2 separate regions of the Homo sapiens genome follow, and region 2 is linked to region 1. A link is an interaction called in ENCODE POLR2A ChIA-PET data of the cell type or tissue named here. Cell type or tissue: B cell. All regions are shown on one strand. Links, peaks and the distances in the headings refer to the core of each region. The heading gives the core; the rest is flanking DNA.

The links. ChIA-PET counts read pairs that join two places held together with the same protein. Peaks named below come from ENCODE experiments on the same cell type or tissue, not always from the same donor. Only the 100,000 strongest peaks of a DNase experiment are listed, where the experiment ranks them.
Region 2: POLR2A ChIA-PET joins it to region 1 with 14 read pairs; 2 of 35 experiments call an interaction of 5 or more read pairs at or near these places.

Annotation. Positions count from the first base shown.
Region 1 is chr19:40,399,620-40,415,227 of GRCh38, reverse strand. PRX (periaxin) reads left to right here and starts at 1,850. Exons shown (of 7, transcript NM_181882.3): 1 at 1,850-1,890; 2 at 6,845-6,888; 3 at 6,972-7,070; 4 at 7,197-7,322; 5 at 11,366-11,522. The coding sequence starts at 7,296. RefSeq lists enhancers at 392-1,040, 4,557-5,148, 5,061-5,230, 6,969-7,098, 11,279-11,498 and 1 more and silencers at 10,579-10,628, 11,539-11,708. In B cell, for the core only: no CTCF peak of the experiment used is centred there; DNase peaks (open chromatin) are centred at 10,897 and 11,567; H3K4me3 peaks cover 1,119 bases; H3K27ac peaks cover 378 bases.
Region 2 is chr19:40,156,426-40,172,033 of GRCh38, reverse strand. No RefSeq gene overlaps it. Among named protein-coding and RNA genes, the nearest start is that of MAP3K10, 27 kb to the left of the region's middle. In B cell, for the core only: CTCF peaks have their summits at 6,111 and 6,311 (motif pointing right); DNase peaks (open chromatin) are centred at 6,293, 8,153, 8,753 and 8,923; H3K27ac peaks cover 630 bases.

The DNA.
Region 1 (15,608 bases), core at 6,493-14,492:
ATCGGGAGCCCCGACCATACCATCCCTTCTACCCCTCCTGGGAGGAGGGCTCTGGCTGGCTTCTGGCCACACCCCAATGCTTGGTTGCTGCCAGGCCTGGAAGGCATTTCCCAGAGCTCAGCACATTCCTGCCTTCCCCGGTGGCTGAGAGTGGGCAGGGGGCATTTCAGAGAGAAGGGAGGGAGGCCCCCAGCATTCCGGGATCCTGCCATCCTGGCCTGGTCCCCCACGCCCTCTGAAGTAGGCCCCAACCCTCTGGTGTGAGATGGGGGACAGGTCTGCAGAGGGGCCACCCAGGCTGGTGTGAGGGGCGAGGGTGCCGACAGAGGCCAGGGCTTGGTGTCTGTGCCTGGCTGGACAATGGGGCAGAAGCTGCTGACATGCGCTTTGGGGGTAATCCCCCAGCCTCAGCCCAGCCCAGGCCTGGGGCCTGGGTTCAGAGAGCGACGAGCTTCCGAGGCAGCAGCCGGGTGGGTTCAAGTGGCATGTGGGGGTACCTGTGCTCCCTGTGCCGCCCCCCGGGGTCTGGTGAGTCAGGGCAGGCTGGGGGCTGGACCAGGGTCCAGGGGTTGGGGGTGAGGCCTGGTAGCTTTGGCTTGGGAGTCGGGCAGGTCTGGGTTCAACTCTGGACCCCTGCCAATGACCTGCTATGGTGATATTGGGAGAGTCACTTACCTTCTCTGAGCCTTCTGGTCTGCAAAGTGGAAGGGGCAGAAGAGTGTAGCAGGGTTTTTGTGGTCCAGGAGAACAGGGGTTGGACCTCAGCTTCACCACCTCCTGGCCACATAGCTATAAATTGGGCATAGCTGGACGCGGTGGCTCACGCCTGTAATCCCAGAACTTTGGGAGGCCGAAGTGGGAAGATCGCTTGAGCCCAGGAGTTCGAGACCAGCCTGGGCAACATGGTGAAACTTTGCCATTACAAAAAATACAAAAATTAGCTGGGCATGATGATGCATACCTGTGGTCCCAGCTATTTGAGGGGGCTCAGTCGGGAGGATTGCTTGAGCCCAGGAGGTGGAGGCTGCAGTGAGCCATGATCACACCACTGCACTCCAGCCTGGGCAACAGAGTGAGACCTTGTCTCAAAAAAAAGGGTGGGGAGCATAAGGAGCCCATTTTACACCCTTGATTCAAAAGCAGGGCTTCAGCACTGAGCATGGTACTTAGTATGTGATAGGTGTCCCCCTAAACAGTAACTCCATTAGACAGAGAACTGGGGGTCCCCTGTGCCCAGCCTTACTGAAAAGGGGCCAAAACCCCCCAGCAAGATGAGCCAGCCACCTAATTTGTGTGAAAAATAATACCAAATACTTATTAGTAACCCTCATTATGTGCCCGGCATTGTCTTACATTTTCAGTCTCTTTTAACTCGTTTAATCTTCACCACAGCCCCATAAGGTGGGTACTCTTACTATCCGCAAAGAGAAGCTGTGACTGGCAGCAGGTCACCCAGCGAGGAAGTGGTCGCGCTGCGATTTGAACCCAAGTTGACAGGGAGAGGGAGTGAAAGGAGTTTACAGTAGAGGCAGTTGGCCAGGCCCGGGTCCTGGAGCCAGGAAACAGTGGGGCTGGGGTGGGGTCCTGATTCTCCAAGTCGAGGAAGCCAACGTGCAAATCCTTGAAGCTGAGCTCATGGCAGAGATCTCGGCCCAGGCAAGAGAGAGGCGGCTGGTGGCTGTCCCGTGGCCCCCACCCCTTGGGGATAGATGTAGCTGGAGGAGGGGGATGTTTGTTTCTCCACCACCCACCCTCTGGTGACGTCACACCCCCGCAGCCAATGGCTGGGGTCTCTCTCTCCTCCCCCCTCCCCATTCCTTTTCCCCCCCAGCCTAGGGCTAGGGCTGACAGACGGGACCAGGAGCTCTCGAGGTGTCTGGAGGCTCAGCGGTAAGAGATCAGCCGGCCGGTCCCTTCCCTGGCCAGGCTGAGACACTGTGGGAATGAGGTTCAGGGTCCCGGGAGGTGCTGGGAGGGGGCCTGGGGGCTCAGGAAGCCGTGTGGTGTAGGTGTTAAAGGTATAGACTTTGGAGCTGGTGGTTCAAATCCCCTTTCCTCTCCTTTCTGGCTGTGCAGCCTTGGGCAAGATACTTCATCCTTTGTGCCTCTGTTTCCCCATCTCTAAAATGGGCTGATGTCTGGAGGCCACCTCACAGGGCTGGTGCCGAGTAAATGAGTTGCTGCTTTTAAAGAGCTAGGGCAGCCAGGCATGGTGGCTCATGCCTATAATCCCAGCACTTTGGGAGGCTGAGGCGGCAGGACTGCTTAAGCCCAGGAGTTCGAGACCAGCCTGGGCCACATAGAGAGGCCCCCATCTCTACAAAACAAAAAAAAATTTTTTTTAATTAGCTGGGCATGGTGGTGCATGCCTGTGGTTCCAGCTACTCTGGAGGCTGAGATGGGAGATTGGGTTGGGCCCAGGAGGTTGGGGCTGCAGTGAGCCGTGATCACACCTCTGCACTCCAGTCTCAGTGACAGAGGGAGACCCTGTCTCCAAAAAACAAACTAACAAACACCAGAGCTGGGGCAGGAGGCCTGGGGTGGGTCCCTGGAGTAGGGTGCTAGGGAGGCAGCATGGATCCTGTTGGGAGGCTGGTGCCTGAGCTGGGTTTTGTCTCTCAGCCAAAGCTCCCCTTTGGTAGCAGAGAAAGTGGGGGCCACTGAGGAGCAAAGGTTGGATGTGCAACACTGTGAGAAGCACAGCTCCCTCCCTCCATACTCTCCCTGTTGCTGTCAGAGACGAGTTTATATTAATCAAGCATTTACTATACAGGAGGGATATTCTAAGCACCTGCTGTTCTCTCACAAATCTTCAAAGCCTTTCTTATTGGCTCCATTTTACAGATGGAGAAACTGAGGCCCCAGAGATGAAGGATCTTGCCCAAGTCCTCACACCTGGGAAGTGCTGGAGCAGGGACTAACCGAGGCAGCCAGAGGCCACTGCCTTAACTCCCCCTGACCCCCTAGGTGGCCTCAGATAATGTTTAGAGGTCTGGATGAGTCAGCCCAACCCCTGACCCCCATTGCTATGAGAGATCACGCTGGTGGCGGGGGAAAGCTGAGGCTCTGAGCAGGCAGGGTTCCCAAGTGAAGTTGGTGGCAGTCACCAGGGAAAGAGGGCCAGAAGGGCAATGCCCTCAGCCGATCCCTCAGCAGCCTCCGAATGACAACCCCTCGCTCCCAGCTGCTCTGAAGGGCATAAGTCGCATCTGAAATGGATATCTCAGTTGTACCCACTCCAGGGAGATGTTACAAAGATTTAAGGAGCCAAGACAGGAAGGATCTTAGCACACAGTAGGTGCTCAAGAAATGGGGACCCTGGGGATTCTGAAAGTTCTGGCATATGCCAGGGTCATGCCACAGTAACTACCCAAGAAATAGGCTGCTGGCATCTGGAGTGTCTGCCTGGTCCCAGTGGATCTGCCTCTAACACAAGGCAGGGACCCTCCCCAGGAGCCTCCCCACCCCTCTTTCCCCTGCCTAGTGGGATAGGCAGAGCTGGGAACACAGAGTCCTCTCTGTGGGTTTCCTTCCGAAGCTGCCCCCACCTTACCCCAGGGGCTGGGTACGTGGCTCAGGAAGAGCACAGTTGGGCTAAATATAACCTGGGCTGGGTGCCTGTCCAGGCAGGGACGAAGAAGGAGGGCACTCTCTCTTGTCCCTGCCCCGCCTGAACTTCCTGTGCCAGGCTCCGGGCATGACCCTCACAGCCACGGGCCTGGGACAGAGAGCTGATGACCCAGGAGACCCCCTCTACTACCACCTACAAGGTTCAGGCTTCTCGTGTCCCCAGCTCAGGACTCTGTGCTGTGTATCAGTCCTGGGTAAGGGAACTGAGTTCGCTTTCACACCTGGGCTCAAGTCTCGACTCTGTCACTGTGATCACCGGTCTCTTAACTCTCATTGACTCATCAGTTAAATGGGGTCCCACAAGGTCAAGTATGTAAAGCGCCTGCCCGGTCCAGGCCCGGCACCTGGCCTGGGTGTGTTTCTAGCACCGTTGGCCCCCTCCTGCCCAACCCAGCTCCTGCCCCAGTGCGCAGAGCCACCAATGCAAATTAAGGTGAAGCAGGGGTGAAGGGCAGGCACGGGTCCTAGCTCTGCCCCTTTCTGGCTGGGTGACCCCTCTGTGAGCCTCAGTTTCCACCCCATAACAGCCACAACATCTAGGGTGATTTTGAGGCCTGTGGGTGCTAGCACAGGGCCCAATTCAGAGGAAATGCCCCAGACATGGCAGACAAGGTCTTAGTGCAGGGACCAGCTAATATTAATACTAACCACTCAATACCCATCAGTTGTTATTATGATTGTCCAGCTAAAGCGCTGGAGCTTTTTTTATTTTTATTTTTATTTTTTTGAGATGGAGTCTCGCTCTATCGCACAGGCTGGAGTGCAGTGGTGCATTCTCAGCTCACCACAACCTCCGCTTCCCAGGCTGAAGCGATTCTCCTGCCTCAGCCTCCCGAGTAGCTGGGATTACAGGCGCGCGCTGCCACGCCTGGCTAATTTTAGTATTTTTAGTAGAAACGGGGTTTCACCATATTGGCCAGACTGGTCTCGAACCCCTGACCTCGTGATCCACCCACCTCGGCCTCCTAAAGTGTTGGGATTACAGGCCTAAGCCACGCGCCCAGCCCGTGCTGGAGTTTTTAGACAAGTTCAAGTCCTGGCACAGCCTGGAAGGTGTAGGGGGCTCACAGGGGATCCCAGGGAAGGCCACAGAGACCAGGACCCCCTAGGAGATGCAGAGAGAAGCCCTCTTACACTGTGGGGGGCGTGGGTGCTGTGGGAGTGTTAAGGGGTCCCCATGTCCTCTCTCCTGGCCACTGATGGGCTATGAAAGGCCATTGTGTGGCCAGGGTGGGTGGGCAGGGGCGGAATGCAACTGAGCACAGCAGACGGGCCATTGTGTGAGGGAATGTGCCGCGTGAGGCCTGACCTTTCCCTGTGCAATAGGGGTTGGCGGGTTGGCATGCCAGGTGGGGGCTGTGAGGACAAGCCCAGAGTCGGGGGTTGGGGGAGAGAGTATTCATCTCCATTTCCCCAGATGGGCCTGGCGGGTGGCTGCATGTGAATTTCAGCTTTGCCTCCTTCTGGCTGTGCTATGAGGCCTTGAGCAAGTTCTTTTGGCCTCTCAGGAAATGGGGTTTTCCGAGGTGAAGTAGAAGGTGAAGGTCTTAGCACGGGGGCCAGCAAATACTAATCACTCAGTACCCATCAGGTATTATTACTACCCAGATAAAGGGCTGGAGCCTTCAGACAAATTCAAGTCCTGGCTCGACCATTTGTGACCTGGGCTAGTGACATCCCTTCCCCCAGCCTCAGGTGTCTCCTCTGTAATGGGCTCAGTAGTAGCTGATTGCACAAGGCTGTGCTGAGGGCCATGTGCAGTGGAGCATGTGGGGCGCTCGACACAAGGTCAGGGCCATAGGAAGTTCTTAGTAATAATAATGGCCTGACAGGTGCAGTGGCTCATGCCTGTAATCCCAGCACTTTGGGAGGCTGAGGCAGGTGGATCACCTGAGGTCAGGAGTTCCAGACCAGCCTGCCAACATGGTGAAACCCCATCTCTACTAAAAATACAAAAAGTAGCCAGGCGTGGTGGTGGGCACCTGTAATCCCAGCTACTTGGGAGGCTGAGGCAGGAGAATCACTTGAACCCAGGAGGCAGAGGTTGTAGTAAGCCGAATTCGCACCACTTCACTCCAGCTTGGACAACAGAGCGAGACTCTGTCTCAAAATAATAATAATAATAATAATAATAATAATAATAATAGCAAGTATTTATAAAGCACCTGCCAGGTGCCTGGCACTTTACACTTATTAACTCATTTGAGCCTCGGAACAGCCCTGCGAGGTAAAAGCTCTTATTCTCCACATTTTATAGACAACATAACTGAAGCACAGAGAGGAGCTGTGATTTGCTCACTGGGAGTACATGGGAGTGGCTATAATTATTTTATAGCATCAAGAGGCTGAGGCAGGAGGATAGCATGAGCCCAGGAGTTGGAGCTCAGTTTGGGCAACCTAGGGAGACTCCATCTCTACAAATTAATTTAAAAAATTAACCTGGTGTTGCCAGGTGTGGAGGCTCATGCCTGTAATTCCAGCACTTTGGGAGGCCAAGGTGGGCTGATCACTTGCAGTCAGGAGTTCAAGACCAGCCTGGCCAGCATGGTGAAACTCCGTCTCTACTAAAAATACAAGAAATAGCCGGGTATGGCGGTGCGTACCTGTAGTCCCAAGGTGCGTGCCTGTAGTCCCAACTACTCGGGAGGCTGAGGCGGGAGAATCACTTGAACCCAGGAGTTGGAGGCTGCAGTGAGCCAAGATCGCGCCATTGCACTCCAGCCTAGGTGACAGAGCAAAACTCTCTCTCTCACACACACACACACACACACACACACACACCACCAACAACAACAAAAACGTAGCCGGGTGTTGTGGCATGCACCTGTGGTCCCAGCTACTCGGGAGGCCAAGGTGGGAGGATCGCCTGAGCCCAGAGACCGAGGCAGCAGTGTGCCGTGATTGCACCACTGCACTCCAGCCTGGGCAATAGAGCTAGACCCTGTCTCAAATAGCAATTATTTTTTAGTGAATTTGGCCCCCTCAGTTGGCCAAGATCTTTGGCACGGGGGCTCTGCTGCCAGACAGGCCTCGGAGTCAGTTTTGGCTTTACCGTGTGTTGTCCAGCTGAGTCATCCTGGGTAAAGGTCTTCTGAGGCTCAGTTTCCCACCTGCACGACGGGGATAGGGTATCAGCAGAACGCAGCAGGGTCAGGCACTCAGGAAGTCATCGGTGGCTGTTAGCCAATAACACTGCTCACATTATTCTTCTTAGAGCGCCGGACCCAGGAGGCCCAAGGAGCTGGAGGTGACCCTCAGGTGAGCGCAGGCTGGTGCCATATGCCCCTCCCCACCCCTTCCTCGCCTGCCTGGAGCTTCACATCCTGGCCTTTCCCTGGCAGGCAGCAAGAACCCCACGGAAGGGCGTGAGCCCTGCAGACAGCTGTGCGGCACCTCGGGCTGGGCTCCTGTTAGGAGGAAGTGCCTGCACCCAGGCAGCGGTGAGAGGACAGCTGGGGTGGGGGCCCTTCTCCCCTTCTAATACCCACCCTGCTTTCTCCCTGTAAGCATGGCCTCCACCTCTCGTCCCCTACTGGCCTCAAGCCTCCACTGCTGTCCTCCCACAGGCTCAGAGGCAGCTGCTCCATGCAGAACTGAAGCTGGTTCTGCAGCAGAAAGGGGAGAGGACACAGGAGCCTGGGGTGCAGGTGCCTCCCAGCAACGCCATGGAGGCCAGGAGCCGGAGTGCCGAGGTGAGTGCCCACGTGTCCTGCAAGGCGCACTTGAGGGCAATGGGGAGGCACAGACTAGGGCAGCAAGGAGACACTTTCTGGCCTCTCTGTGCCTCATTCTCTCCATCTGTGAAATGGAAATAATAACAGGGTCTATTTTATGGGTCACTGTGAGGAGAAGAAAATTAACATATGTAATGTCCTTAGTGCAGCATCTGGCACAGGCTAAGACTCAAGGCAGTGAAATCACTGGCGCACAAAGGAGCTAAATTAATAAGGAGCTGAAGAAAATCCGGCAGAAACCCTTCATCAGAAGAGGCAGCATATGCCAGGTGCAGTGGCGCAGGCCTGGAATTCCAGCACTTTGGGAGGCCGAGGCAGGAGGATCGCTAAAGCCTAGGAGTTTGAGACAAGCCTGGGCAACATAGGAAGACCCTGTCTCTACCGGAAAAAAAAATGAGCCGGGTTTGGTGGTGCATTCCTGTAGTCCCAGCTACTCAGGAGGCTGAGGTGGGAGGATCACCTGAACCCAGGAGGTTGAGGTTGCAGTGAGATATGATTGAACCACTGCACGCCAGCCTGGGTGAAAGAGCAAGATCCTGTCTCATTAAGTCTCCTGTGTGGAAAGAATAAATGAGAAAAACAAAGAAAAAAAAAAAAAGACCCTGTCTAAACACACACACACACACACACACACACACACACACACACACAAGGGCATATAATGTAGGAGTTAAGGACATGGGCTTGGACCCATGGCTCAAATCCCAACCCTACCACTTCAGCTGTGTGGCCCTGGGCAGATGATCTCACCTCTTTCAGCCTCAGTTTCCCACTGAAATGGAGGTAATGGGGCTGGGCGCAGTGGCTCACACCTATAATCCCAGCACTTCGGGAGGCCAAGGCGGGCGGATCACTTGAGGTTAGGAGTTCGGGACCAGCCTGGCCAATACGGTGAAACCCCATCTCTGCTAAAAATACAAAAATTAGCCGGGCATGATGGTGCACACCTGTAGTCCCAGCTACTCGGGAGGCTGAGGCAGAAGAATTGCTTGAACCCAGGAAGCGGAGGTGGCAGTGAGCCGAGATCACACCATTGCATGCCAGCCTGAGGGTCACAGTGAGACTCTGTCTCAAAAAAAAAAAAAAAAAAAAGAAATGGAGGTAATGATCTCCACCTCTGAGAACTCCCGCTTGAGCCATTTGCACAGAGTCTGGTGCTGAGGAAGCCTCTTTGAATGACAGCTGCTGTCACTGTTACTGAGATGGTGGATTGGCATTGACCATGTCTTACTGTATACCAGGCACAGAGCGGGTCTACTGTTACAGGGGCCAAGCTGCTACTGGGGGCGAGAGGCAGTGGGTACAGCGCCAGGAGTTCTCTGCCCACAGGATGGCCTATGAGTTCTGGGGTCACAGACCTAAGGTTGAGGCCCAGCCGCTTAACTTGCTACAGGGCATTAGGCAAGTCACTTTACCTCTCTGGGCCTTAGTGTCCTCCTCTGTGACTGCCCAAGGCTATAGGGAGAGGATGAAATGAGATCCTGCAGACTGCATTCGATGGCTCACACCTGTAATCCCAACACTCTGGGAGGCTGAGGCCAGAGGATCCCTTGAGCCCAGGAGCTGGAGACCAGCCTGGGCAAAACAAGACTCCGACTCTTTTTTTTTTTTTTTTTGAGACGGATTCTTGGTCTTGTCACCCAGGCTGGAGTGCAGTGGTGCGATCTCAGCTCACTGCAACCTCCGCCTCCCAGGTTCAAGCAATTCTCCTGCCTCAGTCTCCCGAGTAGCTGGGATTACAGGCGCCCACCACCACGCCTGGCTAATTTTAGGACTTTTAGTAGAGATGGAGTTTCGCCATGTTGGCCAGGCTGGTCTTGAACTCCTGACCTCAGGTGATCCTCCCGCCTTGGCCTCCCAAAGTGCTGGGATTATAGGTGTGAGCTACCGCGCCTGGCCTGACTCCGACTCTTAAAAAAAAAAAAGAGGCCGGGCGCGGTGGCTCATGCCTGTCATCTCAGCACTCTGGGAAGCTGAGGCGGGTGGATCATGAAGTCAAGAGATCGAGACCATCCTGGCCAACATGGTGAAACTCTATCTCTACTAAGAATACAAAAATTAGCTGGGCGTGGTGGCGTGCACCTGTAATCCCAGCTACTCGGGAGGCTGAGGCAGGAGAATCGCTTGACCCGGGAGGTGGAGGTTGCAGTGAGCCAAGATTGTGCCACTGCACTCCCAGCCTGGGTGACAGAGCGAGACTCCGCCTCAAAAAAAAAAAAAAAAAAAAAAAAAAAAAAGAGATTCTGCACATAAAATGCTGAGCCCAGGGCCTGCTGAGCCAAAGGGCGGTACTGGTGGTCATGCTGTTCCCTACAGTCCCAGCCACAACTCTCCTTACCCAGACTGCCCTGCTCAGCCCCCTAGTCCCTTGGGGCCACTGCTGTGGGGCATCTGGCCTAGACCTGCTCTCCCTCCAAGTCCTGGGCTCAATTCCAGTCCGTGCTGGCCCCAGTGCGTTGGCCATGACAGTGTCCTCTCAGATCCCTACTGCAACCTCCTTCCAGTATGCCTATGTTACCCTATTTTGCAGCAGGGAAGTGGGTCCAGAGAGGGCAAGATTCTTCCTAAGACACACAGCAGATTGGATTCCTAGACAGGATCCAGGTTTGTCACTGCCTCTTCTGGGAAGCCCTATTGTGAATCCCATAGTGGCTTCTGGGCCAGGTCCAATCTGCATCATTTACAGTAAATACCGGGAATGCCATGTCTCCCAGTCCCATTCATTACCCACGCAGACCCCCTTCACTGGATTCCCTCTCCTGTGGGCGTTTCACAGGTCTTCGGGTCATTGAATTTACAATAGAGCACATTCTCACACACATTCAAGCCTGCAGGGAGGCAAATCCCACTCCCTGTCCCCCCAATCCCAGAGGGCTTGAAGGTCCAGCCAGCCCCTTCCTCAGAATCCCATCCTCAACTATTCTCTTGTTCTGCTGTAATTAAAGCCCCTCCCCCATAGTTAAATTCAGTTTGTAGAATATGGGTCTCCGGGCCAGATGCAGTGGCTCATGCCTGTAATCCCAGTGCTTTGGGAGGCTGAGACAGGAGGATCTCTTGAGGCCAGGAGTTTGAGACCAGCCTGGGCAACACAGTGATACCCCTGTCTCTTAAAAAAAAAATTAAAAATTAGCTGGGCGTGGTGGCGCGTGCCTATGTTCCCAACTACTTGGGAGACCGGAGCGGAAGGTCTGCTTGAGTTTAAGGAGGTGGAGGCTGCAGTGAGCCATGATCACACCACTGCACTCAAGCCTGGGGACAGAGTGAGAGACCCTGTCTCCCCCAACAAAAAAATAATAAGGGTCTCCGCCCCAGCTCCAAATAACCTCCCATAAACTCTGGCCACATTCCTCTCCTATCTTTTGCACCCTTCTATACCCCATTTGGCTCTTCCTCTCAGGCCTGTGTTGTCTTACCCCTCCTACCCGCACCAACCCCCCCCAGCCCCGCCCTCCCGACCTGACCACGCCCCCACGATCCTGGTCCCGCCTCTCAATCACAACTCAAGTTATCTCCAGCCCACTCCGACGCAGTCCCTCCCCTTACAACCCCGTCTCCTCCCCTAACCCCTTTCGGCTGCCGCTCCAGGGCCTCGGAGAGGCCAGCCGGCCCGCGGAGCTGTTTAACCGTTCCGCGGGTCCTAGAAAGCCAGCTGCCCTCAGGCTTGCTTAAAGGGGAGACGCCGGAGTGGGTGTGCCCCGACGTCCTGCGAGGGCAGCGCCGAGGGGCGTGTGCCCTGAAGGCCCGCTGAACAGCCGCTTTTGGCCGGGCGCGGTGGCTCACGCCTGTAATCCCAGCACTTTGGGAGGCCGAGGCGGGAGGATCCCTTGGGCCCAGGAGGAGTTCGAGACCAGCCTGGGCAGTGTGGCGAGACCGTCCCCCACCCCCGTCTCTAAATATATATAAACATATATATGTATATGAGCCACTGTTGAGCGCAATGGCGGGCTCTGGGCGAGGTCCGGCCCTAGAGCCCCAACGCGACACCTCGCCGCCCTCTGCAGGAGCTGAGGCGGGCGGAGTTGGTGGAAATTATCGTGGAGACGGAGGCGCAGACCGGGGTCAGCGGCATCAACGTAGCGGGCGGCGGCAAAGAGGGAATCTTCGTTCGGGAGCTGCGCGAGGACTCACCCGCCGCCAGGAGCCTCAGCCTGCAGGAAGGTGGGCGGGCCCGGGGTGTGGGGCGGGGTCGAACTGCGGGGGCGGGGTTAGGAATCTGCCTTGGGTCCAAAGAGAGGCTGAAACTGACCGGGGGATGGGGGCGTGACCGGCGACCAGGAGGGGTTAAGGGCTTGGGGCGGGGCTTTGCTGACTGTTCACAGCAAATTCCGGAGGTTCACTGTCTGGGTGCGAATTTCACATCCCCCGTTTACTAGCTTGTGATCTTTCTGTGCCTCAGTTTTCTCATCTCTGAAATGGGACTTATTCTAGTATGGGGTTATTATGTATTGAGGATTTAACGAGTCAGTATGTGAAAACACTTAGCACATAGCTAAGTGGCACATAGTGCTTAACTATGTGAGTGCTAGTAAATGTTTTTGTTGTTGGGGCAGGAGAAAAGGGTGGAGTGAGCCACTTAGAGGGGTTGGGAAGAGTAAAGGATGTTTTAGGATATGGATGAAGCTGACGTGATTTATTCATGCAACAACTATTTATTAGTGCCTTCTATTTCAGACTTTATTTATTTATGTATTTTGATACGGAGTTTCTCTCTTGTTGCCCAGGCTGGAGTGCAATGGCACGATCTCGGCTCACTGCCACCTCCGCCTCCCTGGTTCAAGCGATTCTCCTGCCTCAGCCTCCTGAGTAGCTGGGATTACAGGTCCCCTCCACCACGCCCGGCTAATTTTTGTATTTTTAGTAGAGACGGGGTTTCACTATGTTGGCCAGGCTGGTATCGAACTCCCGACCTCAGGTGATCCATCCGCCTCAGTCTCCCAAAGTGCTGGGATTACAGGCGTGAGCCACCGTGCCCCACCCTATGTCAGACATTATCTTAGCTGCTTGGGCTTCAGCCGTGAACAAAACTGAACAACAGTCCCTGCACTTATGGAGCTTACATTCCAGTGGGGAGAGATTTTTTTTTTTTTTTGAGACGGAGTCTCGCTCTGTTGCCCAGGCTGGAGTGCAGTGGCGCAATCTCGGCTCACTGCAAGCTCCGCCTCCCGGGTTCACACCATTCTCCTGCCTCAGCCTCCCTAGTAGCTGGGAGGGACTACAGGCGCCCACAACCACGCCCGGCTAATTTTTTGTATTTTTAGTAGAGACGAGGTTTCACCGTGTTAGCCAGGATGGTCTCGATCTCCTGACCTCGTGATCTGCCCGCCTCGGCCTCCCAAAGTGCTGGGATTACAGGTGTGAGCCACCGCGCCCAGCCGGGAGAGACATATTTAAGCAAATTAAGTAAAATACCTAGTAAATTAGAAAGCAGTAAGTGCTACAGTTGCCAGGAGGACAATGTGCTACAGCTGCATTTTTATTATTTTATTTTATTTTATTTATTTATTTATTTTGAGACGGAGTCTTGCTCTGTCTCCCAGGCTGGAGTGCAGTGGCACGATCTCGGCTCACTGCAAGCTCCGCCTCCCGTGTTCACGCCATTCTCCTGCCTCAGCCTCCCTAGTAACTGGGACTACAGGCACCCGCCACCATGCCCGGCTAATTTTTTTTGTATTTTTAGTAGAGACGGGGTTTCACCGTGTTAGCCAGGATGGTCTCCATCTTCTGACCTCGTGATCCGCCCTCCTCGGCCTCCCAAAGTGCTGGGATTACAGGCGTGAGCCACCGAGGCCGGCCTACAGCTGCATTTTTAAATGGGGGTGGGCTTGGCTGGGTGCATAATCCTAGCACTTTGGGAGGCTGAGGTGGGCTGATCACCTGAGGTCAGGAGTTCGAGGCCAGCCTGGCCAATATGGCGAAACTCTGTCTCTACTAAAAATTCAAAAATTAGCCGGGTGTGGTGGTAGGCGCCTATAATCCCAGCTACTCAGGAGACTGAGGCAGGAGAATTGCTTAAGGTTGCAGTAAGCCGAGTTCGCGCCACTTCACTCCAGCCTGGGCGAAAGAGCAAAACTCCGCCTAAAAAAAAAAAAAAAAAGGGGTGGGCTGGAAAGGGTGAAAAGGCTAAAGGAGGTAAGGGAACAAGCTATGAGGCCATCTGGAAGAGGGAACAGACAGCAAAAATGCCCCAAGGTGGGACCATGCCTAGCTTGTGGTAGAAACAGTGAGGAAGCCAGTGTCTACGCAATTGAGTTAGTGAAGAGGAGAGTAAGAGAGAAGGCCAGAGAGGTAAGGGGAGGACACTTTTTAGAGGGCTTTATAAGACTTTGGCTTTTATTCTGTGAGGGCTGTGAGCAGGGAGAAACGTGAATTGACTGTGCTGAACTGCTGCATTAACAGTAGAGTATGGCCAAGCATTGGGTGGCTCACACCTGTAATCCCAGCACTCGGGGAAGCCAAGGCGGGAGGATCGCTTGAGCCCAGGAGACTGAAGCTGCAATGAGCCATGATCACACCACTGCACTCCAGCTTGGGCAACAGAGCAAGATTCTGTTTCAAAAACAAGGCCAACAACAACAAACAGTAGAATATATGAAGGCAGGTTTAGGAGCAGGGAGATCAACAAACTGGCTACTGTGATTATCCAGGTAAGAGATGAGGATGCTCAGGACCAAAGGGTTTTGGAGGTATATATATATTTGGATTCTGAATATATTTTGAAGGAGGAGCTTTGAGGACTGGATATTGGGTATGATGGAAAGAGGGTTGTCCAGGATGGATCTGGGGATTTTTGACCTGAGGATGGAGTTGCTGGTCCCTCAAAAGGAGCACACTGAGGCTAGTACTAAGAAAGACCAGGAGTACAGTTTGGATCTGTTAAAGGAGAGGTGTGGTGTGGGACACCCAGGTGGAGATATGATGGAGATGTTGGATGTGAGTCTAGGGTGGAGGGGAGAGTGCTGGACTGGAGAGATATACTTGGGAATTGTTAGCAGATTTATGGTCTTTTAACTTCTCAATCTGGATGAACTTCCCAAGAATTCCCAAGGGGTGACTTGAGCATGTAGACAGAGAGGAGGTCCAAGTCCTGAGGTCTGGGGTAGTGTGTCTTTAAGAGGCCAGAGAGGCTGGGTGTGGTGGCACGGGCCTGCATTTGCAGGAGGATCGCTGGAGCCTGGAAGTTCAAGGCTGCAGTGATTTGTCATTGCACCAGTGTACCACAGCCTGGGTGAAGAGTGAGATCTTGTCTTTTTTTTTTTTTTTTTTTTTTTTTTGAGATGGAATTTCGCTCTTGTTGCCCAGGCTGGAGTGCAATGGCACGATCTCAGCTCACCGCAACCTCCGCCTCCCGGGTTCAAGTGATTCTCCTGCCTCGGCCTCCCTAGTAGCTGGGATTACAGACATGTGCCAACATGCCTGGCCAATTTTGTATTTTTAGTAGAGACAGGGTTTCTCCATATTGGTCAGGCTGGTCTCGAACTCCCGACCTCAGGTGATCCACCTGCCTCGGCCTCCCAAAGTGCTGGGATTACAGGCATGAGCCACCGCACCTGGCGAGATCTTGTCTTAAAAAAAAAAGAGGAGGGGCTGGGCACGGTGGCTCACGCCTGTAATGCCAGCACTTTAGGAGGCCAAGGCGGGCAGATCACCTGACGTCGGGAGTTCGAGACCAGCCTGACCAACATGGAGAAACCCCGTCTCTACTAAAAATACAAAATTAGCTGGGTGTGGTGGTGCATGCCTGTGGTCCCAGCTACTCAGGAGGCTGAGGCAGGAGGGTCGCTTGAACCCGGGAGGCAGAGGTTGCAGTGAGCCAAGATCGCGCCATTGCACTCCAGCCTGGGCAACAAGAGCAAAACTCCATCTAAAAAAGAAAAGAAAAGAAAAGAAAGACAGACAGACAGAAAGAAAGAAAGAGAAAGAAAGGAAAGAAAGCTGGGTGAAAGAAAGAAAGAAAGAAAAAGAAAGAAAGAAAGAAAGAAAGAAAGAAAGAAAGAAAGAAAGAAAGAAAGAAAGGAAAGAAAGCTGGGTGTAGTGGCTCACGCCTGTAATATCAGCATTTTGGGAGGCTGGGGTGGGAGGATCAGTTGAGCCTAGGAATTTGAGATTGGACTGGGCAACATAGTGAGACTGTTTAGAAAAGAAAGAAAGAAATCAGGGAGAGGGAAAGCAAACATCTATGGAGACTGACAAGGAACTCCCAGAGACGCTCCAGAGGGTGTAGCACCTTGGAAGCCAAGGGAAGCA
Region 2 (15,608 bases), core at 2,474-10,473, 240 kb after region 1:
TTCTTCCACTGGTTATTGCTCTTATTCAGAGAACCCTGAAGGATTGGTAATATCCTAAAACCAAGGACTGTCTCTGTTATGGCTGACTTATGTTCCCCCTCCCCCAAATTCATATGTGGAAGCCCTAACCCCCAGTACCGCAGAATGTGACTGTATTTAGAAATAGGGCTGTTAAAGACGTGATAAAGTTAAAATAGGGTCATGAGGCTGGGTCCAATTCCAAACTGACTGATGTCTTTAATTAATTAATTAATTTTGAGTCAGAGTCTCACTCTGTCGCCCAGGCTGGAGTGCAGTGGCGCAATCTCGGCTCACTGTGACCTCCACCTCCTGTGTTCAAGCAATTCTCGTGCCTCGGCCTCCTGAGTAGCTGGGACTACAGGCATGTGCCACCACAACTGGCTAATTTTTGTATTTTTAGTATAGACAGGGTCTCACTATGTTGCCCAGGCTGGTCTTGAACTCCTGGCCTCAAGTGGTCCTCCCAAATGCTGCCTCCCAAAATGCTGGGATTACAGGCCTGAGCCACCATGCCTGGCCAAGAAGAGGAAATTTAGACACAGAGAGACAGAAGGGATGTGTATGCATAGATAACAGAACATGTGAGGACACAGTGAGTAGGCGGCGGACTGCAAGCCAGGGAGAGAGGCCTCAGAAGAAATCAAACCTGCCAACACCTTGATCTTAGACTTCCAAGCCTTCAGCATTGTAAGAAAATAAATTTCTGTTGTTTAAGCCACCCAGTCTGTGGCACTTTGCTATGGCAGCCTGCGCAGACAAACACAGCCTCCAGTGCCTTAATTTCAGACCACTCCCTTTTTAGCCCAGAGGGAGGAACTACGATTTGACACGGGGGAGTGGGCTTTGCAAAGCTGTCCACCTCACACCCAAAGCACAGCCTGGTTTGGCAGACAGACCTAACAAGCCCAGGCCTGGGATGTGTCTCACGGGTGCAGCATTCTGTTTCTTTTTTCAGGGTGTCATTTCTGAGGGTTTCAAATCCTTCTACTCAGAAATGAGCTCGGGGACAGGCAACATCCTGGTGAGGCTCCAGACTTCTGCGGAGGACTCCACTGAGAGAGCTGTGGGAGTCTCAGGGTGGGTAAAAGGAAAGGACTCGGGGATGCACCCAGGAGGACTGTGGGAGAGGCGAGACAACAGGAGTTAGGGAGGGCAGAGGAAGGGACACACTCTCTCAAGCGAGAAACTGGCTTTCTTTCAACAGGCATAGCACGGAAGGGCATTTCATGAGGTCTAGAGGCATAGAAGGGGCCAGGTGTGGTGGCTCATGCCTGTAATCACAGCACTTAGGGAGGCCAAGGCAGGAGTGAGAGGTAACAGCGTGCTGGCAGTTCTCACAGCCCTCGCTCGCTCTCCGCGCCTCCTCTGCCTGGGCTCCCACTCTGGCGGCACTTGAGGAGCCCTTCAGCCCACCGCCGCACTGTGGGAGCCCCTTTCTGGGCTGGCCAAGGCGGGAGCCGGCTCCCTCAGCTTGCAGGGAAGTGTGGAGGGCGAGGCGAGAGCGGGAACCCGGGCTGCGCGCGGCGCTTGCGGGCCAGCTGGAGTTCCGGGTGGGCGTGGGCTTGGCGGGCCCCGCACTTGGAGCAGCCGGCAGGCCCTGCCGGCCCCGGGCAATGAGGGGCTTAGCGCCTGGGCCAGCGGCTGCGGAGGGTGTACTGGGTCCCCCAGCAGTGCCAGCCCACCGGCGCTGTGCTCGATTTCTCGCCGGGCCTTAGCTGCCTTCCCGCGGGGCAGGGCTCGGGACCTGCGGCCCGCCGTGCCTGAGCCTCCCACCCCCTCGGTGGGCTCCTGTGCGGCCCGAGCCTCCCGGATGAGCGCCGCCCCCTGCTCCACGGTGCCTAGTCCCATCGACCACCCAAGGGCTGAGGAGTGCGAGTGCATGGCGCGGGACTGGCAGGCAGCTCCACCTGCAGCCCCAGTGCGGGATCCACTGGGTGAAGCCAGTTGGGCTCCTGAGGCTGGTGGGGATGTGAACCTTTATGTCTAGCTCAGGGATTGTAAATACACCAATGGGCACTCTGTGTCTAGCTCAAGGTTTGTAAATACACCAATCAGCACCCTGTGTCTAGCTCAGGGTTTGTGAATGCACCAATCAACACTCTGTATCTAGCTACTCTGGTGGGGCGTTGGAGAACTTTGTGTGGATACTCTGTATCTAACTAATCTGATGGGGACGTGGAGAACCTTTGTGTCTAGCTCAGGGATTGTAAACGCACCAATCAGTGCCCTGTCAAAACAGACCACTTGGCTCTACCAATCAGCAGGACATGGGTGGGGCCAGATAAGAGAATAAAAGCAGGCTGCCCGAACTAGCAGTGGCAGCTGGCTGGGGTCCCTTTCCACGACGTGGCGGCTTTGTTCTTTTGCTCTTTGCAATAAATCTTGCTACTGGTCATTCTTTGGGTCCACACTGCTTTTATGAGCTGTGATACTCACCGCGAAGGTCTGTAGCTTCACTCCTGAAGCCAGTGAGACCACGAGCCCACTGGGAGGAACAAACAACTCCAGATGCGCCGCCTTAAGAGCTGTAACACTCACCACCAAGGTCTGCAGCTTCACTTCTGAGCCAGCGACACCACGAACCCACCAGAAGGAAAAAACTCCGAACACATCCGAACATCAGAAGGAACAAACTCCAGACGCGCCACCTTAAGAGCTGTAACACTCACCGCGAGGGTCCGCAGTTTCATTCTTGAAGTCAGTGAGACCAGGAACCCACCAATTCGGGACACAGGAGGATCACTTGAGCCCAGGAGTTCAAGACCAGCCTGGGCCATATGGCGAGACCCTGTCTTTAAAAAAAAAAAAAAAACATAGGAAACACTGAAAGGGAATGATGTCAGGTGAGTTGAGAACTAATGGTAATTCAGGGGTGGGCGTGGGTGTCTGGGCTTCCAGCCCTGTTCTGCTTCTCTTTATAAGCCAGTGGTATGGCCTGAATATTTGTGACCCTCCAAAATTCCCCTGTTGAAACCAGAGAACCAAGGTGATGGTATTAGAAGGTGATGGTGTTAGAAGGTGATGGTGTCATGAGGGCTCTGCCCTCGTGAATGGGAATAATGCCCTTAGAAAGGGGCTCCAGAGAGCTGTCGTTTTCTTTCGCCAGGTGAAGATACATAGAAAGTGCCATTTACAGGGAATGGGTGTTCATTAGATCCCAAATCTGCGGGCACCTTGATCTTGGATTTCCCAGTCTCCAGAACTGTAAGCAATAAATTCCTAGTCTTTTTATTTTTTGCTTTTTTTTTTTTTTTTTGACGGTCTCACTGCCACACAGGCTGGAGCACAGTGGCGCAGTCTCGGCTCACTGCAACCTCTCCCTCCTGGGTTCAAAGGGTTCTCATGCCTCAGCCTTCCAAGTAGCTGGGACTACAGGTGCATGCCACCACGCCTGGCTACTTTGTGTGTGTGTGTGTGTGTATATATATATATATATATTTTGTTTTTTGGTAGAGATGAAGTTTCACCATGTTTGCCAGGCTGATATCGAACTCCTGGCCTCAAGTGTTCCACCCGCCTCGGTCTCCCAAAGTGCTGAGATTACAAGCGTGAGCCACCACACCAGGCTCTATGATTTTTTTTTATTTTTATTGAGACAGGGTCTCACTTTGTCACCCAGGCTAGAGTGTGCTGGTATGATCACGGCTCACTGTAGCCTCAATCTTCTGGGTTCAGGTGATCTTCCTGCCTCAGCCTCCCCAGTAGCTGGGACCACAGGCTCATGCCACCATGGCTGGCTAATTTAATTTTTTTTTTTTTTTTTTTTTTTTGAGAGTGGAGTCTTGCTCTGTCGTCAGGCTGGAGTGCAGTGGCGCAATCTCGGCCCACTGCAACTTCTGTCTCCCGGGTTTAAGCGATTCTCCTGCCTCAGCCTCCCAAGTAGCTGGGATGACAGGCATGCACCACCACGCCCAGCTAATTTTTTTTGTATTTGTAGTAGAGACGGGGTTTCACCATGTTGGCCATGATGGTCTCGGTCCCTCACCTCGTGATCTGCCTGCCTCGGCCTTCCAAAGTGTTAAAAAATGTTTTATTTGTAGAGATGGAGTCTTGCTATGTTGCCCAGGCTGGTCTCGAACTCCCAGCCTCAAGCAATCCTTCTGCTTTGGCCTCCGAAAGTGCTGGGATTACAGGCATACACTACCAGATCCAGCCAAATTTCTATTATTTATAAATTATCCAGTCAAAGGTATTTTGTTACAGCAACCCAAGTAGACTAATACATTCAGGAAGCTAATTTAATCATAATTCATAATTATTATCCATGACATCTATTACTCAATTATTAATCATCCATTAATATTAATTATCTAGTAATCATTAACCATTGCATCTATTAATCATGTGAACCTAAATAACAGAGCTTTTCTAAAAGAAAAAGGTATTTACTCAGGAACAGAGCATTGCAATAGGAATGCAGTTGTCACAGTAAACTCTGTGTATATTCCGGGAGGCAAAGGGAGACAAAGCTTTTTTTGTTTTGTTTTGTTTTGTTTTTTGAGACGGAGTTTTGCTCTTGTGGCCCAGGCTGGAGTCTGCAGTGGCGCGATCTCAGCTCACTGCAGCCCCTGCCTCCCACGTTCAAGCGATTCTCCTGCCTCAGCCTCCCGAGTAGCTGGGATTACAGGCATGCGCCACCACACCCGGCTAATTTTGTATTTTTAGTAGAGGCGGGGTTTCTCCATGTTGGTCAGGCTGGTCTTGAACTCCCAACCTCAGTGATCTGCCCGCCTTGGCCTCCCAAAGTGCTGGGATTACAGGCTTTAGCCACCACTCCCGGCCTGTCAAAGGTTTTTAAACAAAAAATGAGGAGCAGTACATAATTGTTTTGAGATAATTATTCTTGGCTACAAAGATCAGTAACGGGTATGATGCCAGTTTGAAGTTGGATAGGCAATTGCTGGGAAGATGTTCTTGCAGAAGTATTTTTGGTGTATGCAAGGTTGTGGGTTTTGCAGAGTTGGAGTCTTTTGTAATAGTTTTTGTGATCAGGCACCCAACCCTGAGAATCTTCTCTTCATGGCCTTCCCCATCTCTATCTGTCAGGGTTTTCTTTTTTAAAAATTTTTATAATTTTTTTTTTATAAACAGAGTCTTGCTCTGTCACCCAGGCTGGAGTGCAGGGGCCAGATCATAGCTCACTGCAGCCTTGAACTGAGACTACAGGTGTGTGCTACCACATCCAACTAATTTTCTTCATCTTCTTTTGGGGGGGAGGGGGACAGGGTCTTGCTATGTTGTCCAGGGTGTTCTTGAACTCCCGTGTCAGGGTTTATTTATTTATTTTTTTCAGTTCCATTCTTTTTTGAGACAGGGTCTTGCTCTGTCTCCCAAGCTGGAATGTGCAGCAGTATGATCTCAGCTCACTGCAGCCTCAACCTCCCAGGCTCAGGTGATTCTCCCACCTCAGCCTCCTGAGAAACTGGGATTACAGGCACGCACCACCACACTAGGCTAATTGTATTTTTAGTAGAGACAGGCTTTTACTATGTTGCCCAGGCTGGTCTCGAACTCCTGAACTCAATATGCCCTCCTCGGCATCCCAGAGTGTAGGGATTACAGGCTTGAGCCACCGTGCCAGGCCTGGTGACTCCATTTTGACTCTGACAACTTTCACAACCTTTACCATTTCTTTTCTCCAGGCTTCTTGTATGATAAACTCATTCTTTAATTGAAAAAAATATTTACTGAGAGGAGACAGCCCCTTCTCTGCAGTGCTGCCTGTTGCACTCTTGCAACGTATTTTCATGCCTTCTCTAATAAATGCCTTTCTTTTCTTTTTTCTTTTTTTGAGATAGAGTCTCCCTCCATCGCCCAGGCTGGAATGCAGTGGCGCGATCTCGGCTCACTACAGCCTCTGCCTCCTGGGTTCACGCGATTCTCCCTCCTCAGCCTCCAGAGAAGCTAGGATTACAGCCATGCACCACCACCCCTAGCTAATTTTTGTATTTTTAGTGGAGATGGGGTTTCACCATGTTGGCCAGGCTGGTCTTGAACACCTGACCTCAAGTGATCCACTGGCCTTGGCCTCCCAAAGTGCTGGGATTACAGGTATGAGCCACCATGCCCAGACCTAATAAATGCCTTTCTTTACCTAAAAAAAAAAAAAAAAAATTAAAAAAAATGGGAAAAAAAATTTACTGACTACAATTGCTTTGCCAGGTACTTAGCAGTGGAGGAGGCAGTGCTTGCCATCTTGCAGCTTGAAGTCTGGGTGTGCAGAGAGGCGCTGGGCAAACACACCCATGCTGCGTGTTTGGGAAGGGGCAGTAGAGGGCGCTGTGGGCACACGGGGACTGAGAACTACTGGGTGGGGAGGCCTCGGGGAGCAAGCTAAGACCCTAAGGATGAAAAGGAGTGGGAGGGAGAGAACCGTGTCATGAAACCCCTAAAGTAATTGAGTGCCAGCACAGGACGCTGAAGAAGCACAGAGAGTCCGAGGCTGAGACAGCAAGTAGAGACCTCCTGGAGGAACCTTCTAGAAAAAGTTAAGGGTTTTAGACTCTTCCTAAGGGAAAACGGGAAGCTATGGGGGATTTTAAGAGAGGAGTGACTTGACGTTCTGTGCTTGTTGGGTGGATCATGAATTAATTGTAGGAGCCAGACTTGGAAGGCTCCTGCAGCAGTAATTCAAGCCAGAGATGATGGTGGCTTGGGAGAGTGTGACTTCTGTGGGGACTGAGAAGTGACAGGCTTAGAACTTCCAGGATATTCCAAGAGGTCTGCTATGGGAGTAAGGAAGAGGGAGGAGTGAAGGATGACTCTCGGATTTCTTTTTTTTGTTTGTTTTCTTTTCTTTTTTTCTTTTCTTTTTTTTTTTTTTTTTTGAGACCAAGTCTTGCTCTGTCACCCAGGCTGGAGTACAATGGCGTGATCTCAGCTCACGGCAACCTCTGACTCCCGGGTTCAAGCAATTCTCCTGCCTCAGCCTCCCAAGCAGCTGGGACTACAGGTGCTCACCCACCATGCCCGGCGAATTTTTGTATTTTTAGTAGACACGGGGTTTCGCCATGTTGGCCAGACCGGTCTCGAACTCCTGACCTCAGGTGATCTGCCCACCTTGGCCTCCCAAAGTGCTGGGATTGCAGGCATGAGCCATTGCACGCAGCCGACTCTCAGATTTCCAAGTAGACCGTGGAGAGCAAGGGAGAAGAGGACCTGGCCCAGCGCGTTGGCTCACACCTGAAATCTCAGCACTTTGGGAGGCTTTGGTGGGGAGAGGGGATTGTTTGAGGCTGGGAGTTCAAGTTTGAGACCAGCCTGGGCAACATGCGAGACTTCATCCCTACAAAACATAAAAATTAGCCAGGTGTGGTGGCATGTGCCTTTAGTTCCAGCTACTCAGGAGGCCAAGGAGGGAGGATCACTTGAGCGCAGGAGATTGAGGCTGCAGTGAGCTATCATGGCACCACAACTCTACAGCTTGGACAACAGAGCAAGATCTTGTTTCTGGGGGGGAAAAAAAAAAAGGTGAGACCTAGTCTCTACAATAATAATAATAATAATAATTTATAAAGTTAGCCTGGTGTGGTGGTGCGCACCAGTAGTCCCAGCCACTTGTGGGGCTGAGATGGGAGAACTGCTTGAGCCCAGGAGTTCAAGCCTGCAGTGAGCCGTAATTACACCACTGCACTCCAGCCTGGGCAATCAAGCAAGACCTTGTCTCTAAGAAAAAAAAAAAAAAAAAAAGGCCGGGTGCGGTGACTCAGCCTGTAATCCCAGCATGCACTTTGGGAGGCTGAGGCAGGTGGATCACGAGGTCGGGAGTTCAAGACCAGCCTGGCCAACATGGTGAAACCCCGTCTCTACTAAAAATACAAAAATAAGCTGGGCATGGTGGTGTGCACCTATAGTCCCAGCTACTTGGAAGGCTGAGGCAGGAGAATCACTTGAACCCGGGAGGCGGAGGTTGAAGTGAACCAAGATCATGCCACTGCATTCCAGGGTGGCAACAGAGCAAGACTCTGTCAAAGAAAAAAAAAAAAAAAAAAAGAAAAAAAAAGCCCCAAAACAGATCTGTCTAGGAGGCTTGCTAAGGGGAAGTGGAAGCAGTACAGCTCAATAGCATAAACCTCAAAGGGACAGGGTTAAAAAACAACAAAGACTATGGATAGGCCAGGTGCAGTGGCTCACTTCTGTAATCCCAGCACTTTGGGTAGCTGAGGCAGGAGGATGGCTTGAGCACAGGAGTCTAAGAGTAGCCTGGGCAACATGGCAAAAACCCCATCTCTACAAACAACAATAACAACAAAACACTAGAAAAATTAGCCGGGTTTTGTGGTGCACACCTATAGTCCCAGCTACTCAGGAGGCTGAGGTGGGAGGATCGCTTGAGTCCAGAAGGCTGAGGCTGCAATGAACCAAGATTGTACCACTGCACTTCAGCCTGGACAATAGAACAAGACCCTGTCTCAAAAAAAAAAAATAGTATGGAGAAGAAATAGTGACAATATCTGGAAACAGTATTGTCATGCCAAGGTATGGCAGATTGCATTATTGGTCATGATATTTGCTGTCCCTTCAGGAAGGTCCCCAGTGACAGCAGCCTTGGCCATCTGAATGAACCTCGAATGAAACCAGACATTAAAGGATAAATGTTGTAGTGAGACCATATCTCTAAAAAATTTTTTAAAAATTAGCCGGGCTTGGTGGCATGGGCCTGTAATCCCGGCGACTCAGGTGGCTGAAGTGGGAGGATCGTTTGAGGCCTGAACTCTTGAGACCAGCCTGGGCAACATAGCAAGACCATCTCTCTCTCTCCCCCCTCCCCCCTCCCCCTCCCCCCTTCCCTCTCCCCTCTCCCCTCTCTCACACAGACACACACACACACACACACACACACACACACACACACACACACACACGACAAATGTATCCTTCCAGTTGTATAAAATGTTCAGAGAGGCAAATCCATAGAGATATAAAGTAGGTTATTGGTTGCCAGGGGCTGGGGGAAAGGGAAAGCAGGAAGTGGCTGCTGATGGGTACAGAGTTTCTCTTCAGGGTGGTGAAAATGTGCTTGAGTTAGTGGTGATGGTCACCCAACATTGTGAATACATGAAAACCCACTGAGTTGTAGACTTCAAAACGGCAAATTTTGGCCGGGCACGGTGGCTCACGCCTGTAATCCTAGCACTTTTGGGAGGCCAAGGCAGGAGAATAACTTGAGGTCAGGAGCTCAAGATCAGCCTGACCAACATGGAGAAACCCTGTCTCTACCAAAAATCCAAAAATTAGCCGGGCCTGGTGGTGCACGCCTGTAGTCCCAGCTACTCAGGAGGCTGAGGCAGGAGAATCGCCTGAACCCGGGAGGCAGAAGTTGCAGTGAGCTGAGATCACGCCATTGCACTCCAGCTGGGTGACAGAGCCGGACTCCGTCTCAAAAACAACAACAAAAAAACCTACCAAACAAAAAACAAACAAAACGACGAGTTTTATAGTACGTGAATTATATCTCAATTTAACAAGTAAAATATATACAATTTTTATTTGCCAATAAAAATAAAAAATTATAGAACAGTGACATGCTTGTCATACTGAATTTATGGGAGTTTCTTAAATCTGCTACACATGTCGCCTCTGAATCTTTGCACATGCAGTTCATTCTGCTTAGTAACAAATGCTTCAATGCCACCTCTCCTCTTTTTCCTAATGGTAAAATTCAGGCTATACACTAATCTACAAAGAGAGAGCATTTCAGGTGAGAATTGTGTTATCAGCAATTTATTTAAAAAATTTTTTTTAAGACAGAGTATTGCTCTGTCGCCCAGGCTGGAGTTCAGTGTCACCGTTCTAGCTCACTGCAGCCTCAACCTCCTAGGCTCAAGCAATTCTGCCTGAGCCTCCCAAAGTGCTGGGATTATAGGCATGAGCCACCATGCTGGGCCCTCACAGGCACTGTGGTCCATGTTACTGCTAGATCCCTGGGAGTCCTGGGTTTCTCCCAAATGAGCAGACTGAGCCATGGCCCCAGAGTGTGATCTGGGCTTCACTGTGGAGATGTGGCCCTGCAGAGTGGCACGGCTTTGCAGCTGCACTCTTTGTAAAAGTCACTGGGGACGTAGGACTACAACCAGCGGGCCTGGGCAGTTGTCTGAAAAACCAGAGGGCTGACCTTGTCTTGTATGTCCTTTGAGTGGCATTTGTTACTAAGAAGCTCAAGGCCAGCACTCTGCTCCATAGACCAGCTCCTTCCCAGGTGGTACAACCCCAGGCCTGGGAATGTTACACTGGCTTTCCCAGCAACTCATAGCCAAAGTCAGGGAGATGAAAGGCATTGTTGCTTAGTGGCTTGTAGCTCTCTTGACATAATCAGTGGTCTTTCCTTTGGGGAAAACCCTATTCTCTGAGTGACACACAAGAACTGGCAGCACTAGCTGCTTAGTGAGGTGCATTTTGGGAAGACGGATCTGCCCCGGAATAGCTAAAGGAGGCAATCAGGGGCATTAAGTGAGGGACTTCCCAGGCAAAGGCTTGCTTTATGCCAGATCACTGGAGTCACCGAACCTATTACTCCTTTCCTTTCCTTCCCTTTCCCTTTCCCTCTCCCTTTCCCTTTCCCTCTCCCTTTCCCTTCCCCTTCTGCTTCTCTTCTTTTCTTTTCTTTTTTTTTTTTTTTTGAGACAGAGTCTTGCTGTGTCACCCAGGCTGGAGTGCAGTGGCGCGATCTTGGCTCACTGCAACCTCCGCCTCCTGGGTTCAAGCGATTCTCATGCCTCAGCCTCCTGAGTACCTGGGATTACAGGCACCTGCCATCACACCTGGCTAATTTTTGTGTTTTTAGTGGAGACGAGGTTTCGCCATGTTGACTGGTCTTAAACTCCTGACATCAGGTGATCCGCCTGCCTTGGCCTCCGAAAGTGCTGGGATTACAGGCGTGTGCCACCATGCCTGGCCCTATTACACCTTTTTAACCTTAAAACAATACTATGAGCTGGGCGCGGTGGCTCACGCCTGTAATCCTGGCACTTCAGGAGGCTGAGGCTAGGGGATCATTTGAGCCCAGGAATTTGAGGCCAGCCTGGGCAACATGGCAAGACCCCGTCTCTACAGAAAATACAAAAATCAACTGGGCATGGTGGCTCAGGCCTGTAATCCCAGCTACTTGGGAGGCCGAGGCACAAGAATCCCTTAAACCTGGGAGGTGGAGGTTTCAGTGAGCTGATACTGCACCAGTGTACTCCAGCCTGGGTGACAGAGCGAGCGAGACCCTGTCTAAAAAAAAAACCAACAAAAAACCCCAACACTGTGAGTTAAGTGCCATTTACCACATTTCAAAGAATAGAACTCTAACAGCTAACATTTCAATTATTTATTATTTAAAAAAAAATTTTTTTTTTCTTTGAGACAGAGTTCTAGTCTTATTGCTCAGGCTGGAGTGCAATGGCACGATCTCGGCTCACTGCAACCTCCGCCTCCTGGGTTCAAGTGATTCTCCTGCCTCAGCCTCCCGAGTAGCTGGGATTACAGGCATGCGCCACCATGCCCAGCTTATTTTGTATTTTTAATGGAGATGGGGTTTCTCCATGTTGGTCAGGCTGGTCTTGAACATCTGACCTCAGGTGATCTGCTGTCTCGGCCTCCCAAAGTGCTGGGATTACAGGCATGAGCCACCGCACCCAGCAAAAAGTTTTATTTTTAGATACAGGGTCTTGTTCTGTCTTCCAGGCTGGAGTGCAGTGGTGCAATCATAGCTCACTGTAGTCTTCAACTCCTGGGCTCAAACGATCTTTCTACCTCAGCCTCCCAGGTAGCTGAGACTACAGGTGTGCTCCCCCCACCCACACACACCTAGCTGATTTTTAATTTAATTTGATTTTTTGTAGAGATGGGGTCTTACTATGTTGCTCAGACTGGTCTCGAACTCCTGGGCTCAAGTGATCCATCTCTGCTTCCCAACGTGCTGGGATTGCAGGTGTGAGCCACTGCCCCCAGCCCACCTAATATTTCAGTTCTGTCTAAAATCTCCAGCTCTGTACTCTGGACTGAACATTCACTGCCTCAGTTAATCCTCCATGCAATGAATGAGGCACTGTTGTCAACATCATTCTTCTGTAGGAAAAGAATTCAGGCCTGGTGAGCTCAATCTCTTTCCCAAGGCCAAACAGCCAGCAGCTATCTCACCAAGCAGCTTGACACCAGCGCGCTCACTTGTAGCCACAACACGCCATAGCTTCTGCTCTGCTATTCAGCGGAAACTCAGATCATCCTAAACTTGGCCAAAGTTGAATAAGAATTGGCTGGGGCTGCATTTGAACATCTTTTTTCCTCCCAGCTTTATTAAAGCATAACTTAAAAATAAAAATTGTATATACTTAAGATATACAAGGTGATTTCTTTCTTTCTTTTTTGAGATGGCGTCTCGCTCTGTTGCCCAGGCTGGAGTACAATGGCGTGATCTCGGCTCACTGCAACCTCCGCCTCCCAGGTTCAAGCAATTCTCCTGCCTCAGCCTCCCGAGTAGCTGGGACTACAGGTGCGCCACCATGCCTGGCCAACTTTTGTATTTTTAGTAGAGATGGAGTTTCACTATGTTGGCCAGGCTGGTCTCAAACTCCTGACCTCGTGATCCACCCGTCTCGGCCTCCCAAAGTGCTGGGATTACAGGCATGAGCCACCACGCCCAGCCTTTTTTTTTTTCTTTCTTTCTTTTTTAAATGAGACAGGATCGATCTCTGTAGCCCAGGCTGGAGTGCAGTGGTGTGATCACGACTTTACTGCAGCCTCAAACTCCCAGGCTCAAAGTGATCCTCCCGCCTCAGCCTTCCAAATAGCTGGGACTCTAGGCGTGCACCACCATATCCTGTCAATTTTTAAATTTCTTTTTTTGTGGAAATGGGGTCTCATTGTGTTGCCCAGGCTGATCTTGAACTCCTGGGCTCAAGCAATCCTCCCACCTTGGCTTCCCAAATTGCTGGGATTATAAGTGTGAGTCATTGTGCCTAACCTACAATATGATTTTTAAAATACATTGTGAAATGATGATCACAATCAAACTAATTGACACATTCATCACCCCATACAGTCACCTGTTTATGTGTGTGGTGAAAATATGTAAGGCCTACTCTGTTAGCAAATTTCCAGTATATAATACAGTATTGTTAACTACAGTCAGTCACCAAGTTTTACATGAGGTCTGCAGAACCTATTCATCCTATAGCTGCAAGTTTGTATCCTTTGACCAATATCTTCCCATGTCCCTCCTTCCCCCTGAATCCCTGTGGCCACCCTTCTCTCTATGTAAATTTGGTTTCATCAAAAGTCATTTTACATGTATTCAACAAGGGTAGGATGAGTGTCTACTATAGGGAAGATATTGTGCTCAAAATGTGGAATCTGAAGATGGAAAGCCACAGTTTCTGCCCAACAGAAGGTTTAGCATGGTGGAAAGACAGTTGAGTAAACATTTACCATCGAGCTCATGGAAGGGAGGTACTGAATTCAATAGGATCCCACACAGCCTAGAGTTTGCCTCAGAAGTCTTCACAAAGGAATTCATGCTGGAGAAAAACTGAAGAAGACCTGTCAGAAATCACCTGATTTGAAAAGAAAAAATGTTGCAGTAGAAAGGGTGGGGAGTGGGGAAAGCAAAGTCAGGCTGGGCACAGTGGCTTATGCCTGTAATCCTAGGACTTTTGGAGGCCAAGTGGGGAGGATCACTTGAGCCCAGGGTTTCAAGACTAGCCTTGGCAACATAGTGAGACCACATCTCTACAGAAAATTAAAAAAAAAAAATTAGCCAAATGTGGTAGCAGGCATTTATGGTCCCAGCTACTCAGGAGGCTGAGATGGGAGGGTCGCTTGATCCCGGGAGGTTGAGGCTACAGTGATCTATGATGGAACCATTGCACTCGGGAGCCTGGGTGACATAGTGAGACTCTGTCTCAACAAAAAAAAAACAAAAAGCAAAATCACCCTTTTAACCAGATAACCTTGCAAGCTTATTAGCCTTTGAATTTAAGGAAAAGCTTGGTAAATGATTGCAGAATCATTTATATCCCCTGATATTATTTTATAAACCATCTCTAATTTTCAAATCAACCACAGCTTTTTCATTTATGGAATTAATCTAAAGCTGTTCCAAGCCTTAAAATGAATTTAAGGCCGGGTTCAGTGACTCACACCTGTAATCTCAACACCGAGGTTGGAGGATCACTTGAGCCCTGGAGTTCAAGGTTACAGTGAGATCTGCCCAAGCTACTGCATTCCAGCCTGGGTGATACAGTGAGACCCTGCTTCTAAAAAATTAAAAAATAAAAGAATTCAAGTATAAATATCTTTAGCAGGAAAGAAAACCTAGCAAGTTTCATTAGCACTGGGAGCGTTATCTTTCTTCTCCTTGGGTGTCAGAAGCGTGAGAACAGTAAATACTATGTAATTCAAAAATACATTTGCTTCAATTTTCTTTGGCCTTCAAATCCAGCTAACATTGAGCTGATCAGAAGTTAACTTCCATTCTTAAAGTGGAAGCACATCTTTTGATCTGATGTTTTCTTCTAAAAAAGGGGTTTGGCTGGGCGGACAGTGGCTCATGCCTGTAATCCCAGCACTTTGGGAGGCTGAGGTGGAAGGATTACCTGAGGCCAAGAGTTCAAGACCAGCCTGAGAAACAGGGCAAGACCCTCTCTCCAAAAAAAAAAAAAAAAAAAAAAATTAGCTGGCCATGGTGGTGTGGGCCTGTAGCCCCAGCTACTTAGGAGACTGAGGTGGGAGGATAGCTTGAGTCCAGGAAGTTGAGGCGTCAGCCAGCTGTGATCGCGCCACTGCACTCCAGCGTGGGTGACAGACCAAAACTCTATCTCTAAAAAGGGGGGCTTAATATGCTTTTTTTTTTTTGGTTTGAGACAGAGTCTCCCTCTGTCGCCCAGGCTGGAGTGCAACAGCATGATCTTGGCTCACTGCAACCTCTGTCTCCCAGGTTCCAGTGATTCTCGTGCCTCAGCCTCCCAAGTAGCTGGGATTACAGGTTCACACCACTCTGTCTGGCTAATTTTTGTATTTTTAGTAGAGATGGAGTTTTACCATGTTGGCCAGGCTGATCTCTAACTCCTGACCTCAGGTGATCTGCCCACCTTGGCCTCCCAAAGTGCTGGGATTACAGGTGTGAGCTACTGCCCCCGTCTAATCTTCTTTTTATCCGGATGAGGGACTAGTGTATTAAAAGCATAGAAAATGGAGAATATGATTTATTTTTTAAAAATTCAAAGATTTATATATTTCTGGAATGTCAAGTTCAGGAGAGGAGATAAAACTGGGCTGTAACTGAGGATAACTTTGAGGAACATTTTATACCTCATTAAAAAGTTGAAATTTCACCCTGGTTGGCTGGTAGGTAACTATGGAAAACTTTTGGCAAGAGTCTGAAATGATCAATTTTATCTACTTATAAAGCTCCTCTCAATGGCAGCCCAGAGGACGGATTGGAGAGGACCAGGAAGATCATAAACAGTCAGTATCAGGCTGGGCCAGGTGGCTCATGCCTGTAATTCCAGCACTTTGGGGGGCTGAGGGAGGTGGATCACCTGAGGTCAGGAGTTCGAGACCAGCCTGGCCAACATGGTGAAACCCCGTCTCTACTAAAAATACAA